3 separate regions of the Homo sapiens genome follow, and all the other regions are linked to region 2. A link is a contact called in ENCODE Hi-C or POLR2A ChIA-PET data. All regions are on one chromosome and are shown on one strand. The core of a region is the stretch at or near the end of the contact, and the rest is flanking DNA. Distances in the headings are between cores, read along the strand shown. Region 1 overlaps LOC124904517 (a long non-coding RNA gene). Region 2 has its middle 9.9 kb from the start of TRT-TGT2-1. Region 3 overlaps DUSP10 (dual specificity phosphatase 10).

Evidence for each region. Hi-C counts contacts between places; a loop is a spot of excess contacts on that map. ChIA-PET counts read pairs that join two places held with the same protein, here RNA polymerase II (POLR2A). Pooled maps may share reads with other maps.
Region 1: a loop to region 2 is called in a map of IMR-90, with 4 times the contacts of the local background. The contact joins two enhancer-like sites. A Hi-C loop is called at or near these places in 2 of 168 maps with a recorded cell type or tissue (CD8-positive, alpha-beta T cell and IMR-90), 1 of 37 single-sample maps with no recorded cell type and 11 of 50 pooled maps.
Region 3: a map of chondrocyte shows a loop between it and region 2 (3-fold over the local background). The contact joins two enhancer-like sites. A Hi-C loop is called at or near these places in 2 of 168 maps with a recorded cell type or tissue (chondrocyte and naive thymus-derived CD4-positive, alpha-beta T cell), 6 of 37 single-sample maps with no recorded cell type and 9 of 50 pooled maps. POLR2A ChIA-PET finds 5 or more read pairs at or near these places in 2 of 52 experiments (AG04450 and HepG2).

The regions. Positions count from the first base shown.
Region 1 is chr1:221,866,913-221,871,579 of GRCh38, reverse strand. All of the region lies in intron 2 of LOC124904517 (a long non-coding RNA gene), which reads right to left. Among named protein-coding and RNA genes, the nearest start is that of LINC01655, 29 kb to the right of the region's middle. Within about 2 kb of position 2,484, at least 3 of the 41 ENCODE cell types and tissues checked have a DNase peak (open chromatin) inside an H3K27ac peak, as active enhancers do.
Region 2 is chr1:222,452,781-222,457,357 of GRCh38, reverse strand. No RefSeq gene overlaps it. Among named protein-coding and RNA genes, the nearest start is that of TRT-TGT2-1, 9.9 kb to the left of the region's middle. RefSeq lists an enhancer at 1,924-1,973. Within about 2 kb of position 1,822, at least 10 of the 41 ENCODE cell types and tissues checked have a DNase peak (open chromatin) inside an H3K27ac peak, as active enhancers do.
Region 3 is chr1:221,706,782-221,710,956 of GRCh38, reverse strand. The region is part of intron 2 of DUSP10 (dual specificity phosphatase 10); the gene reads left to right. Among named protein-coding and RNA genes, the nearest start is that of DUSP10, 33 kb to the left of the region's middle. RefSeq lists an enhancer at 2,839-2,948. Within about 2 kb of position 1,841, at least 16 of the 41 ENCODE cell types and tissues checked have a DNase peak (open chromatin) inside an H3K27ac peak, as active enhancers do.

The DNA.
Region 1 (4,667 bases), core at 1,235-3,734, 590 kb after region 2:
GCCAGGAATGGTGATGTGTGCCTGTAGTCCCAGCTACTCCAGAGGCTGAGGCAGGAGAATTGCTTGAACCCTGGAGGTGGAGGTTGCAGTGAGCCGAGTTCACACCACTGCGCTCCAGCCTGGGCAACAAGAGCGAAACTCCAGCTCAAAAAAAAATATATATATATATATTAGTGCAGACGCGGTGGTTTAAAACATGTATGGTAGATACACCTGACAGCAATCAGTTAACTTAGGCATCCCCTGTATGGCAGGCACACCTGTTGGATGACAGACACACCTGATAGCAATAACTTAAGAAATGAGGGTTGCCACGTGGAGGTGGCCAGGGGAGGGTGCTAACTGAAAGTGCTATATAAACCGCATTCTTTTTTGTAAGCAGCTTTGGTTCTACCATTCAGTTTGCCACCACTGGACTGTCCCTGTATGTAGGTTCCCCTAAATAAAACCCTATGTCTCGTTTGCTGGCTCCAGGTCTCTTCCTCAGCCTCTTGAAACTGTTGCCATCTCTATTAAAGTTAATAGGGATCTGGCCTGACAAACAACACAAATTTATCTTACAGTTGTTAGGTTAGAGGCCCGACACAGGTCTAGGTGGCAAACATCAAGTCGTCACAGGGCTGTGCCCCTTTCTGGAGGCTCTAGTGAAGAATCTGTCTCCTTACCTTTTCTGGCTCCTAGAGGCCACCTATATTCCTTGGCTCATGACTTTCTTCCTTCATCTTCAAGGCCAGCATTGTCACTATTCTTTGAGCATTCCTCTGTAGTCATATCTGCCTGTGACCACAGCTGGGAAAGATTCTTTTTTTTTTGAGACAGAGTCTCACTCTGTTGCCAGGCTGGAGTGCAGTGGCGAGATCTGGGCTTACTGCAACCTCCACCTCCCAGGTTCAAGCGTTTCTCCTGCCTCAGCCTCCCAAGTAGCTGGGACTATAGGCACGCACCACCATGCCCAGCTAATTTTTGTATTTGTAGTAGAGACGGGGTTTCACCATGTTGGCCAGGATGGTCTCGATCTCCTGACCTCGTGATCCACCCACCTCGGCCTCCGTAAGTGCTGGGAATACAGGCGTGAGCCACTGCACCTGGCCGTTTCTCTTCTTTTAAGGACCAGTGTGATTAGATCGTGCCGACCCAGGTAATCAAGTATAATCTCCTCATCTCCAGGTCTTTAACTCAATCACAATTCTAAAGTCCCTTTTCCTATGTAAGGAAATGTATTCACTGGTTCCAGAGATAAGGATATGGACATCTTTGGGAGGCTGTTATTCTGCCTACCACAGAAGACTTTTCCTGGGCTTTATTTAATTCTTAAGATTGAAAAAAAAATGCAGGACAAAATAATGTCACTTTTTCCAGATCTCAGGTACCTTATATTAAGAAGTGAAATATTTTTATATTTTATATAGTTGTTTAGATACATTTTAATGAAAGCTGGGAACCAGTGAGGACATTGTAACATTGTGCTCAAATGTCTCCCAAGTCTACAGGCCAGATGTGACATATGGCTTAAGTGCCAGACCCATATTTCCAAATGTCTTCATCTGACTATGAGCTTACGAATCCAAACTATGTTTAAAGAGCTGCAAATAAATCTCAAACACAGCAGGTCCAAAACCGAATGCATCATTCCCCGGTCCTATTCTCTTTCCCCATTTCCAAATCCCAGTTAGCAGTGTCATCATTCCCTCAGTCCTCTAAACATTATGATTAACCTGAGCTCCTCTTCATCTCACACAGCTCATGGACCAATAAACCCTACCATTTCTACTTTAGGTCTGTATCTGGAATTTGGTGTTTCTCCCATTCCCAGTTATTATTAAAGATCTTCATTTTATACCTGAATTTTTTCAGTAGGATCCTAACTTATTTCTCTTCTCCAGTTTATTCTTTTTAGCCATGCCTTCCCTGTGCTACCAGCATTAACTTTCCAGAAAGATAAATCTTATCATATCTCCTGTTTTCTGAAGAACCTTCTGCAAGTCCTCGTAACTTACACAAAAGTATATACAGAAAACAATTAAAAAGCATACTCCAAAGAAAATAGGGGAGGGGGAGAAAATGCCGCTCTTCTTTTCAACCCATGTATCTGTCACAAGTGCAGTGTGACTATAATCCCTGCAGATCTTTATGTCCTTGCCCAGAAAAAGACAAACTGTCTCATAATGGTAAGTCTGAAACTCGGACAAATGTGTCATTTTCTACTAGCTCTTCTACAGGCACAGAGCCACACAGAATTGCAGACCCATAAACACCCCAGATTTTTGGATTACAAAAACAGCAAATATATGTAAATCAGCAGTACCAAATTTCTACAGAGGGAATAACTCTCCCCTAGCCCTTAATTATGAGCCCACACAAGAAAAAGGAGGGCATCCCAGGGCTTGTTTATCCTGGCTCCCACATGCAAAGGAAGTATGCAAAGCCAATAATGACTAATGTCCTCAAATATTACTTATTACTCATATAGCATAATCACAATAAATACTCAGAGGCCCACACACTATTTGTTTGTTTTGCTGTTTGAACCACAATTTAATGTCTACTCAGTGTGGCATCTCCATAAAAGAACTATTAGCTTACTGAGCTAAACTATATTTAAAGAGCAGTCAATTCTATGGATTCTTTGCTCTTAATTTGCAGCTAAGTTCCAATTAAACCTGTGTTGTATTTAATCAAGTTAAATTGCAGAGACTGTTGAGTTAGAAATAAATTTAAAATGACTGTCTGGAAGCAGTTAGACGGTGACTTCACCGATACTGATTAGAGAAGGATGTAGAGATACTTGTAATTATAGGGCATAAATCAATACTCTTTCCATGAGAAGGTACCACTATGTATGTCTAGACAACATGTATTTATTGAAGGCTCACTGCCTGGGCATTGTGGAAATCTCTAAAAATATATACGACACAGTTGATGCCAATAAGAATTGAGACTGAAGAGAGTACCCTTGCTGAGGGATATACCAATGATGCCAGAGACAGCTTAGGTAATTCCCATTGCCATAATGATCAGTTGCCTAAGAGTAAACCAGGTTGCTTGATAATTGATCTTATTTCCATCATGTAAGAGATAACAACACTTGCCCCTTTTCACCTTTATAAGTCAGTTATACAATGGCTAACACCCATAGAATGCCAAATGTGTTCCAGCACTGTTTGAAAGACTATATACATATAAATGTATTTAGTCTTCACAACATCCCTCGAAAGTAGCTATTGTTATTCTCATTTTGCAGATGAAGAAACCAAGGTACAGATAGTTTAAGTTATATGTTTAAGGTCACACAGCACTTCCATTGGTGGAGATAGCTTTATGAACTGCCCATATCTTGTTATACAATGCTGATTATTAGAGAATTCTTCCTATGTTGAGTTCAAGTTTCCCTTTAACTTCTACCCAGCTGGTCATGGTTCTGTCCTCTAGATACAAACAAAATAGATGTAACTGTTTCTCTCTATGTCAGCCCTTCTATATTTGAAGACGGTGGTTGTATCTCCTCTCTAGTCTTCTTTATTCTAGACTAAGAAACCCCAATTCTTGAAACCATTTCAAATCTATCTAGTTTGGAGAGATCATCACTCTGCTATTATCTGAGTGATGGACACTTGGCTCTCGTTGTGCAAACAACCAGAAAGTAGCCCTAGTTAGCATTAAACAGACCATTCCCCAGCTATAAAATGGAGGGCAAAAGGGTCATTTTTATAGATAACATTTCTTTCCCTACTTACCCCATAGTTGAATTACCAAGACCCATAAACACATTATCATATTTAATAAAAATAGTGTATATTATGGCTTATTACCTACCAGTCACTACTCTATGATTTATGTTTGAATTTACCTAATTATCACAACAAATATACGAATTAGATACTATTTTTATTTCTGTTCTGATGAAGAAACAGGGCATGGAGAAGTTATGATTTGATCCGATATTCTACCCCATATGACCACAATGAATAGCTATTCATAAGGGATAATACCAGAGAATTACCATAGTGACTTGAATAAGGACATATTTAAGGAACTAATAGAGTATGGTCTTTAATAGGCTCTTAAACTTTGCCTTCTGTGTCAAAGCGACATCTTGCTTTATGAATATCTCACAATTCTTGGATTTTAAGTTGTGCATAGCAAGAATGAAGCACCTCCTCAGACTCAGATGAGACCAACCACTCATGAGCCACTAGTCAATTTCCACCATCCTGGCTGATCAGAATCTGCCCCAGTGATGGGCCATGGTTCAGCTAGAGAATGAGCCCTAGGTCAGTGGGGAACAAGCTGTCAGCCAGGAACAGTATTGTAATGTGGGTATGAAATGTTTGCCTTTGCCTCTAGGCTTCCTCAAGTCTGTTTCACGATAGCAACAGTGGCATTTTGTTGCTGCAAGACATTCAATATCCTGGAAACAGTATGTATATATGTGTGTGCATGTGTGTATAAAAGTCTGGCCTTTGTAGTTACAGTGTCTATTTCACCCACAATGATAGGCTTTTAAGGTGAAAACATTCCTGTAGGTTGGCACAATTCTGACCTCATAACATGATAGTACAGGGAGAAAGAGGGAGACTAGAATTCTAAAGACAAGTCCTTGGAATAAAAAGTGAGCAAGGAGAGTTTTGGAGGTGATTAAGAAAATGAAGTTAAGGGTAGGAGGAGTA
Region 2 (4,577 bases), core at 573-3,072:
GCCTATTTCCCAGTTTCAAAGTTGCTTTCACATTTTTGGGTATCTTTATAGCAATATCCTACTCCTGGTACCAATTTTCTGTATTAGGCTATTCTCATATTGCCACAAACAAACACCCAAGATTGGGTAATTTATAAAGAAAAGAGGTTTAATTGGCTCATGGTTCCACAGACTGTACAGGAAGCACAATGCTGGCATCTGCTTGGCTTCTGGGAAGACCTCAGGAAACTTACAATTATGGCAGAAGGCAAATGGGGAGCAGATATGTCTTCACGGTAGGAGCAGGAGCAAAAGAGAAAGAGAAGGGAGGTGCCACATACTTTTAAACAACCAGATCTCATGAGAACTCAGTATCTTGAGGACAGTACCAAGGGGGAAATCTGCCCCCATGATCCAATCCCACCTCACACCAGGCCCCACCTCCAACATTGGGGATTACATGAGATTTGGGTGGGGACACAGATCCAAACCATGGCAAAAAGCTACCCAAGTGATTTTAATGTGCAGCCAGAGTTGAGTACCATTGCTCTGACAAAATTTTTTATCTTATATATGAACAAGAAGAGACTTCAAGAGCTTAAGTAACTGACCCCAAATAAAGGCCATACAGTCAATTACTGGCCAAGACTCTGGCCCGCTCTATTCCCCTATTGGAAAACCTCCACAGCAGTCACACTTTGGGTCAATTTCTTACAGAGGATAGCTACAGTCTTTATGTCTTTAAATCTAAATCTAGATATATTATTTGAATAGTGCTAGCATACTCTGGCAGAACTTTTGAGAGTGAGGACTGTTCCAGAACTATCTGTGCTATGTGACCTCAGGATCTGGAGGTGGTGACAGGCTCAGATTTTACAGTCAGGAAAGTCTGGTTTCAAATGGTAGTTCAGCCACTGACAGCTCTGCACCCTTGGCCAAGTTACTTGGCATCTCTGATCTTCAGTTTCCTTGTAATGTGAATGTTTTGTCAACACAGACTGGTTTCTTGGTTGTGAAGACTAAATAAGATAAGGCCATAAAAGTCTCAGCACGTAATTAGTGCCTTTTAGGAAGCCGATGACTTATCCATTAGCTGGTGGTGCAATTTTACCTTTTAAATGATAGCAGTACTAGTAATTATTACTGTTGTTGTTCTTCTTATATTCCATGTATTTGCCTTCCAGATAGGTGGTTCTTAAGCAGAGGTGATTTTGTACCCCCAGGAAACATTTGGCAATGTCTATAGGTATTTTGATTGTTATAACAGGGGTGGAGGTTTGGGGACAGTGGTGGGGTGCCAGTGACACCAGTGGGTAGAGGCCAAGGATACTACTAAATGCTCATAATGCGCAGGCAGCCTCCCAACAACAAAGACCTATCTGACCCGATGGTGCGAAGGTCAAGAGACTCTGCTGTAGATATCTGTAAGTAATTGGGAGCTTGAGGGCCCAGAGCCACTGGGTGGTGACAGGATGATAATTCTCAATTTTTGCTATTGTGTGGCAAGGGGGCAATGTGTTTAGGGGGTTGCAAACAGCTCCATGTCTACTCTCAATCACCACAGAGGAAGGACTTTCCAACTCTTTACATATGAGTTGCTGTGGTAACCGGTAAGTAATAACCCTGGGGTTTATACTCCTTAGAGGTGCTGTGAGGATAATCTTGCACCTAAAGTTTAGAAACACTGGTATCAAAGCCTAAAGAAGACAAGACGATTGCATCAGATCCCACAGGAGGGCTGTCTTTCTCCATGCTTGTGTTTTGGGCCCCTGGGGGTTGCATCAGCCTCCTCACTCATGAGCTCATCATTTATAAATGACAGCCGCCAAAGTCGGGAAGTATGAAACAGTTGCCAAATGGAGAACTTGCTCAGCTTTCTTGCTGGAGCCCTGTGTCTTAACTTACTTATATTAAAAAATAAAAGGAGCACAATTCTGCTAGGCAAGCTCTGCTATGTGAGAAGGGAAGAATACATGCAGAACTTCTCGTTGAGAGCACAGAACATTTTCGTGTCTGTCGAGATCACCGTGGTTGCTGAACGTGGCCGCTGTTGAGCAAGTGGTCAGTAGGTGGCGCTAAGTCATCGCCGAGAGGACGCTCCTGTCCTAGACCTGAGTTACTGTCAGTCTTGGAGCGCGCACACCCCAGAGTGAAAAATATAGTAACAGGAAAGATTTAGTTCTTAAAATAAGTCAGCAGCTCAGCGAAGCAGATACTACCTCGGCAGGTACATTTTCTTTCTTGAACTGATGGAAAAGGGCATTTACTGCCTACAGGCTTCTGGCTACAGAAATCAAACAATCAAAATATTCAATTAAATGAAACCAGCAGCAGGCCTGGCCCCAGAAGAGAATGAGAACCAGCTGGGCTCAGCCCTATGTCTGGGATCCGGTACCGACGTTCCTCTGTACTGACACGTCCGGAGCCAATGTCGAGTCACGAGTCACCCAGGCACGGTTTTCTCTCTCCAGTGAAGGCTTTGGGTGCTGAGATGTGCAGTTGTAACGTGTAGCATGGAGACCATTTTAGTGATCTAGCTGGCTCTTCTTAAATTATGGGAGTCCTGGCCGTACATGTAGGTGAGGACGCCACCTTTCCCACCTACGTGAGAAGGTAGGAGAGTGGAGATCCCTTGAGGCGCTGGAACAGGAGTGTTGTCATGGTGATGGGGCCAGTCACAGGGCTCACCAGTCCCTTTGGCGGAGTCTCTGCCTCAATTGTAAGGGAATTTGGAATCACTGGATCAGATGCAAGTTCACAGTCATGTTGCCACTTTTTTCCACAATCTATAGCCCCCACCGTGAAAGCTCCAGTGGGTCATGCTTTAGAAAGGGGAGGGAGGTAAAGAGTGGGTGGGGGGCTTTGAATCCAATAGTCCTGTATCCCAGCTCTGCCACCAGTGAGCTCTGTGACCTTGCAAATGCCATTTTGCTTAAGCTTCAAAGCTCTCCTCTGTAAAATATGCATAGAATGGGCAGGAGGGCTGCCAATGAGCTGCTTGAAATGAGTTCACATCTCTTGGAAGCAGAGAAAGCTTACAACTAAAGTGGCCAGACAGCCATATGTGATCTTAGAAGAACTGTTGAACCCAGAGAGAGGCCTCGAAAATGGAGATGGGCAAATGCCATTCCCACCATGCGAATCCCTTTCCCATTTTTGCTTGTGGCTGCCCAGACTCGGTCCCTACCCACGCTTAATAAATTCTTACAATTTATTCTCCTGCCCTTCAGCTTGACTTGTAATAATGTAATGATGGCTATCAGGGTTGGAACAGCAAGCACGATACCAGCACTTTAGGAAGATTAGTTTCCTCTATTTAATGCTCATGACTACCTGCAAGGTAAGTGTTGTCACACCGGGTACAGATGAGGAAATGAAGGCAAATCTCTGCGCAAAGTCCTGGGTGGGTGGGCTGGAGAGTTGGGAGCCTGACTCGGGTTTATCTGAGAAAACAAGTGGGCAGGAAACTCAACTGCTCCACATGAGATGCAGAAGTTCTGCCATTTTTTTCTCAGATTATAAAGTGTCAGAGGCTGCTCTGGAAAAAAAAGGTGCAATGAATTCTTGTTCAATCATTAATGGTGCTTCAAAGGACATACAGGCCCATGCACACATCCTTCTATGTAGGTACAGAGAATTATTTTTATCCTGAGTTGCACACATTTATTATGTTATTAATAGCATGGACTCAACTGGGTGTCCCACAGAGTGACTCTTCTAATGACTGGTTAGGAAATTTGACAGCAAGTAAGAGGGCGGTGAGCCTGCTTTCTGGTCTGGGCCTGAGTGACCCCCCATCTTCCTCCATTTGGTTGAGAACAGGCTACAGGTCAGACCTCAGCCACTGGGATACTGAACCAGGGCTTCCTGGACCAGCGCCTCTTTAGGGTTGAACACTCACCTTCCTGCAGTACAAAGCAGTGGGCAGTCTCGAGTGCCCTTCTGAGGTCAGCCTGTTGGGGTGTAAATGGTTCTTGAAATGCATCTGATTTCCAGCTTGTTAGCATCTCATTGTCTCCCTTAGAGTTTCAGCCTCCCTTAGAGTCCTCACACCTTGTCAAGACAGATGCTTCCTGGAACAGGATCTCTGAGCTGTGGAATGGAAAGTACCTTTATCATCTTTGCCTGTCTCCTAACAGGTTTGTCCCTTGTCATTCTATGTCAGTTTCAGGTAGGGTGGCAGGAGAAGGGAATTTGTTGAGAGCCCACCGTGCTTCAGGTACATATTAGGTGCCTTATATACATTATCTCACTTAATACTCAAAACCCCCCTGTCAGGTAGCTGTAATTAGCTCTGACTTAGAAGTTTCTAACCATGCAACTTGCAAATGTTGTACCTGGGATTTAAAGCTCAGATCTGAGCTCTTCCTAGTACATCTTACTCTTGAAATGTGTGCTTTAATACATTTATTTAATCATCTTTTTTGCAAAAAGGACTGTGCTAGGCAATCTAGAGTGAGGCATGGTTCTTGTCCTTAGGGAACTCCAGTACCATTGTGGGAGGAAGATTCACACAGACGGAAGTTAATGAATAATGTGAAGAAATGTCACACATGTCCAGTGAGAAGAAATGATGTGTGCTACAGGACTTCAACTGA
Region 3 (4,175 bases), core at 592-3,091, 750 kb after region 2:
CCCCCACCCCGCCTTGCCTCACCCTACCCCAGCATTGTTGCTCATGGCTACAATATGTTCGCACTAATAACTGCAGGCTCTTGTGCACATAAGGAAGTTAGCCACCTTGGTAGAAATTAGAGGAAAGGAAGAAGGAGGGAAGAACAGTTTTATTTTCAAAATCCAATTCTGTGGAAAAACCAGAAATGCAAAGACAGTGTTTGTTAGGAAAGCTAGGACCAACAAAGTGAAATCAGATATATTTGTTTAGGAAAAATAGGGAGCTGTTGCTTTCTTTATGTTAAAAGTATGTTTTGCAAACTTTAAAACTGCTCGGATACCTTGGTTCCTAATTCTTTTTTGTTAAATAAAATTTTAAAAGTAAAAACTCAGGAACATTAGTTTACTTATATAGAGTCTTTATATTAAGCAGATTTTTTTTTTTTTAGATCTTTAAAATGGTAGTTTCCCAAAGTGATGAAAAGAAAAAGCACTTACAATGTGCTGGACATTGTTTTAAGGTACTTTATTAACCACTTTAATCATTACAACAGTACAGTGAGGTAGGTACTATTGTTATCCCTGTTTTGTATACAGGGAAACTGAGGAACAGACAGGTGAGAAACCTGCCCAGGGTCTCATAGCTAGTGTTTGGCTGTGCTGGGGATTCAAACCCAAGAAGTCCAGCCTCAATACTCCTTCTCTGAATCACTGCACTGCACTTAGGGCTCTCATGGACTATGCGTGTGCATAGATCTGTTGGAATTTAGAACAAAGGTGATGATATTGGGGGTAATAAGACATTATTTATCGAATACCTGGTCGTGTATCAAAACCTTTACATAGGCTTCCTGAACTATGACCCTGATGGGTAGATGATATTACATCCACTTAATAGATTGGTAAACTGAGGCTTAATGAGGGAACCTGACTTGCACAGGGTCTCACAGCTGCTAGGAGGCAGAATCATAACTGCAGCTAGGTGTGGTTTGTCTCTGACCTTTGCTCTTAACCTCCATGCTACACTGCTCCTGCTTTGTTTGTTAATTATCATGTTCTAATATTCTTAAATAGTAATAAACATAACATCATCAGGGTTCCTCATTAAGTGATCAGTCACTTTGGCCTCTGGTGATACTTGATGGGGTAGGGTCGGAGGAAAGTAACTGGAAAAGAAAAACCAGATTAGCTTTACTCTTCCCCCTCCCCTCCAGATTTCAATTTCAACCCTTCCCCAAGAGAAGAAAACAATCCTTCCTGCAGACTTCTCTGGAAAAAGCCACCACTGTGAGCTTCCACTCGTTGTTTTTTACTTTAAGCACCGTCCACAGAGAGAGTTTTTAACTGCAGTACAGAGCTGTGCATAAGCCTTATGGAAAACTGATGCCCAAGTTGATTAGCAGAGTGGCAGTTGAACAGGAGACTATTTCTTCAGACCCCTCAAGGAGAATTTCCTTGTTTACCTTATATGTTTAAATTGTAATATCTCCTTTTCTCTCCACCCCCACCCCTCCCACCTCCAAATATTATAAGAACAGAGTTCCTACATGGCTTAAACATACAATGCACCCATACTTTTGCACATAAGCATGCTCTGTGATTTGGAGCATTCTGTGTGTCTGTCTCAAATTCCCTCCTCCCCCCACTCCGCCACGGGTTTTTTTCCCCCCATTAGGCAAATGGAAGGCCCATGCCACCTGTTAGCATTACATCATTGGCTCCCCAGAACACAGTTGCACCAAAGGCCTTAAACAAAGTAGTTCTTCTTGTATTGTTTGCACTCAAAGAGCTGATATCATGCCAACTGATGTCATTGTATGTCTTTGTGTAACTGCTATGGCAACTGGGCAGGTGGGGAGCCTCCAGCTGATGTCATTGAGAAAGGAGGTGTAGAGGCAGAATTTTAAAAAGCTGGACGCTGCTTTTTTCTGTGTGTGGGGTTTTCTAGCATGTGTTGGTTTTTTTTTTTTTTTTTAAACTAGCTGCTTTTAAGACAAATTACAGCTTGAGTACCCTAAATAAGAACAGAGAGGTTTTTCCCCTGCTTTTAGAGCCTTCTTTTGAATTTGTTTTATTGTTCTTCCCTCTCATCTTATATGGAAAAATGTAACAACTGCCTTTTTTGAAGAAAAAAGTGAATTAGGTTCCCATCACAGAATCTGTGTGGAATTTGGGTTTTTGTGGAGGCGAAGCTGAGCAGATTTTAACTCTTCAGAATCCCTTTTGTGGAGGCTGTGATGATGACAATGGGTAGTTTTTATCTTATTTATTTTTTAAGTCTTCACTGGTGAAGTTATTTTCCATATTTTCTTTCTTCTACTTCAGAATTATCTCTTCAGGTTCAAACTTTATTGTCATAATTGCCTAGCAGAATAAACTATCATATGTAAGGGCAGAGGTTAATTCTAGAAATCAACTGAAATTCGTATATAGCTCTTGTTTTTCTTTTCAAAAAGCTAGGGTAGGTTTTGACTTCTTACTTTCAATGAGTAAAGTGAACATAATATTGCCCTTTGAGTTTTCTTTGGATCATAACCATACCTTAAGGAAAATATGATTTCTCTCTTTTACACAGCCAGCTCCGGGTCCATTGGTTGTGAAAAGTCATGAGACTCGGTCTAGGTTATGGTCTGGAGTTTCCCGCTGTGGTTTGTCAAAGATGAGACTTGAAATGGAGAAGAACATATGCCAGGCTCAGAGGCTAGTGGACAGATAGACTTCCTGTCCTTATTGCAACATAACCGTCTCTTGTTCATGCTTTGGGTTTTCTGCCTTATCTCCTGGAACTATCAAGACAGCCACAAGCCATCTGTCTTTGAGGGTAGATGTTGTGTTCTGGTGGCTTTCAGCTAATAGGACTTTTCCACTTCCCCCTCTTTTCAAAGGGAAAGCCAGAGTGTATCTAGTTCTGTTTGAGTAGGGTTAGAGCTCAGTTGGCACTAATAATGTCAATCCAGATTTTATAGCACTTACATGTATATTATTATAATTTGAGCTTTGTAATAATCCTTTGGGTTTATCTGTGCATGCCATTGTGTGTAAAAATATTAGCAGAAAATTTAAACAATAAACTATGATCCGTAAATTCCCTAATTTAAACAATTGTTCGTTTTTTGTACAGTTCTTCAGCTTTTGGTCAATGTTTTTTACTTAGCTTTTAAAAAATTTAATATTAAACCAAAATGTTTTATTTATTTTCACATCCTTTTTGCAACTACTCTTTTAAAGGCTACATAATACTCCGTGGAATGAATGTAATAACTTTTTTTCTTTTATTTTTGTGTTTTACTTGGCCTTTTTAAAATATATATAAAACAGATAACATTGTAGTGAACATCTCCATATATCTAGCTAACTATCTTTGGTTAGATGATTTCCCTAAGATCCATTCCCAAAAGTGAGATTGCACTTGTTCAGGGGAAGGTTTGCATTTTAAAAATGGAGAAATAAGCACAGTTTATAAGCTTTTTATACTAGACCCATAACTCGTGGGAGGCAGAGCAGAGCCGTAAGCTCAAAAGCATGCATTCACACATCCAAAAGAGGTTTCTTGATGGGTTTATGTGCCCACAAGCCTTGGAAAGTCGAGGAGTAAGCAACCGCGCTGCTCTCACATTCTGTTCTACTGAAAGTCAGGGTTGATAAATGTCAGGGCCCTACGTGGAGAATATCAAAAAAGATTATAAGAGCAGTCCTTCACACCCCACCCTGGCTTGTCTTTTCCAAGTACTTCTCTGCTGATTTCACCTGTGGGCAATCATATAAATAATATAAATTAAAATAGTGAATGCCTGCTGAGTTCTACTGTGTGCCAGGAGATGTGCTAAGTATTTTACACGTATTCATTTATCTCAGGCTCACAATTGCACTCAAAGGGAGACACCATCACCCTCAGTTTACAGATGGTGGAACTGAAGCACAGAGATAAATGAACTTAAGTAATAGTGTCAGGAAATGATGGTACCCAGATTATAATCAAGATAACCTGTCTCTTCCAATGTTCCTGCTTGTAACCACTCTGCTGTATTGGGAGCAAACTTGTCCCTCTGGGTGAGGTGAGCTATGAAGGGTGCAAGACATGCTCCTGTGGTGCTGAGATTCCACCCGAGGAGGTCATCTGTGCCTTTCTTGGCTCCCAAAGCACAGGGTTCTATGTAGGCCACTGAGCATATGGCTCTTTGAGGCAGGTCACATTT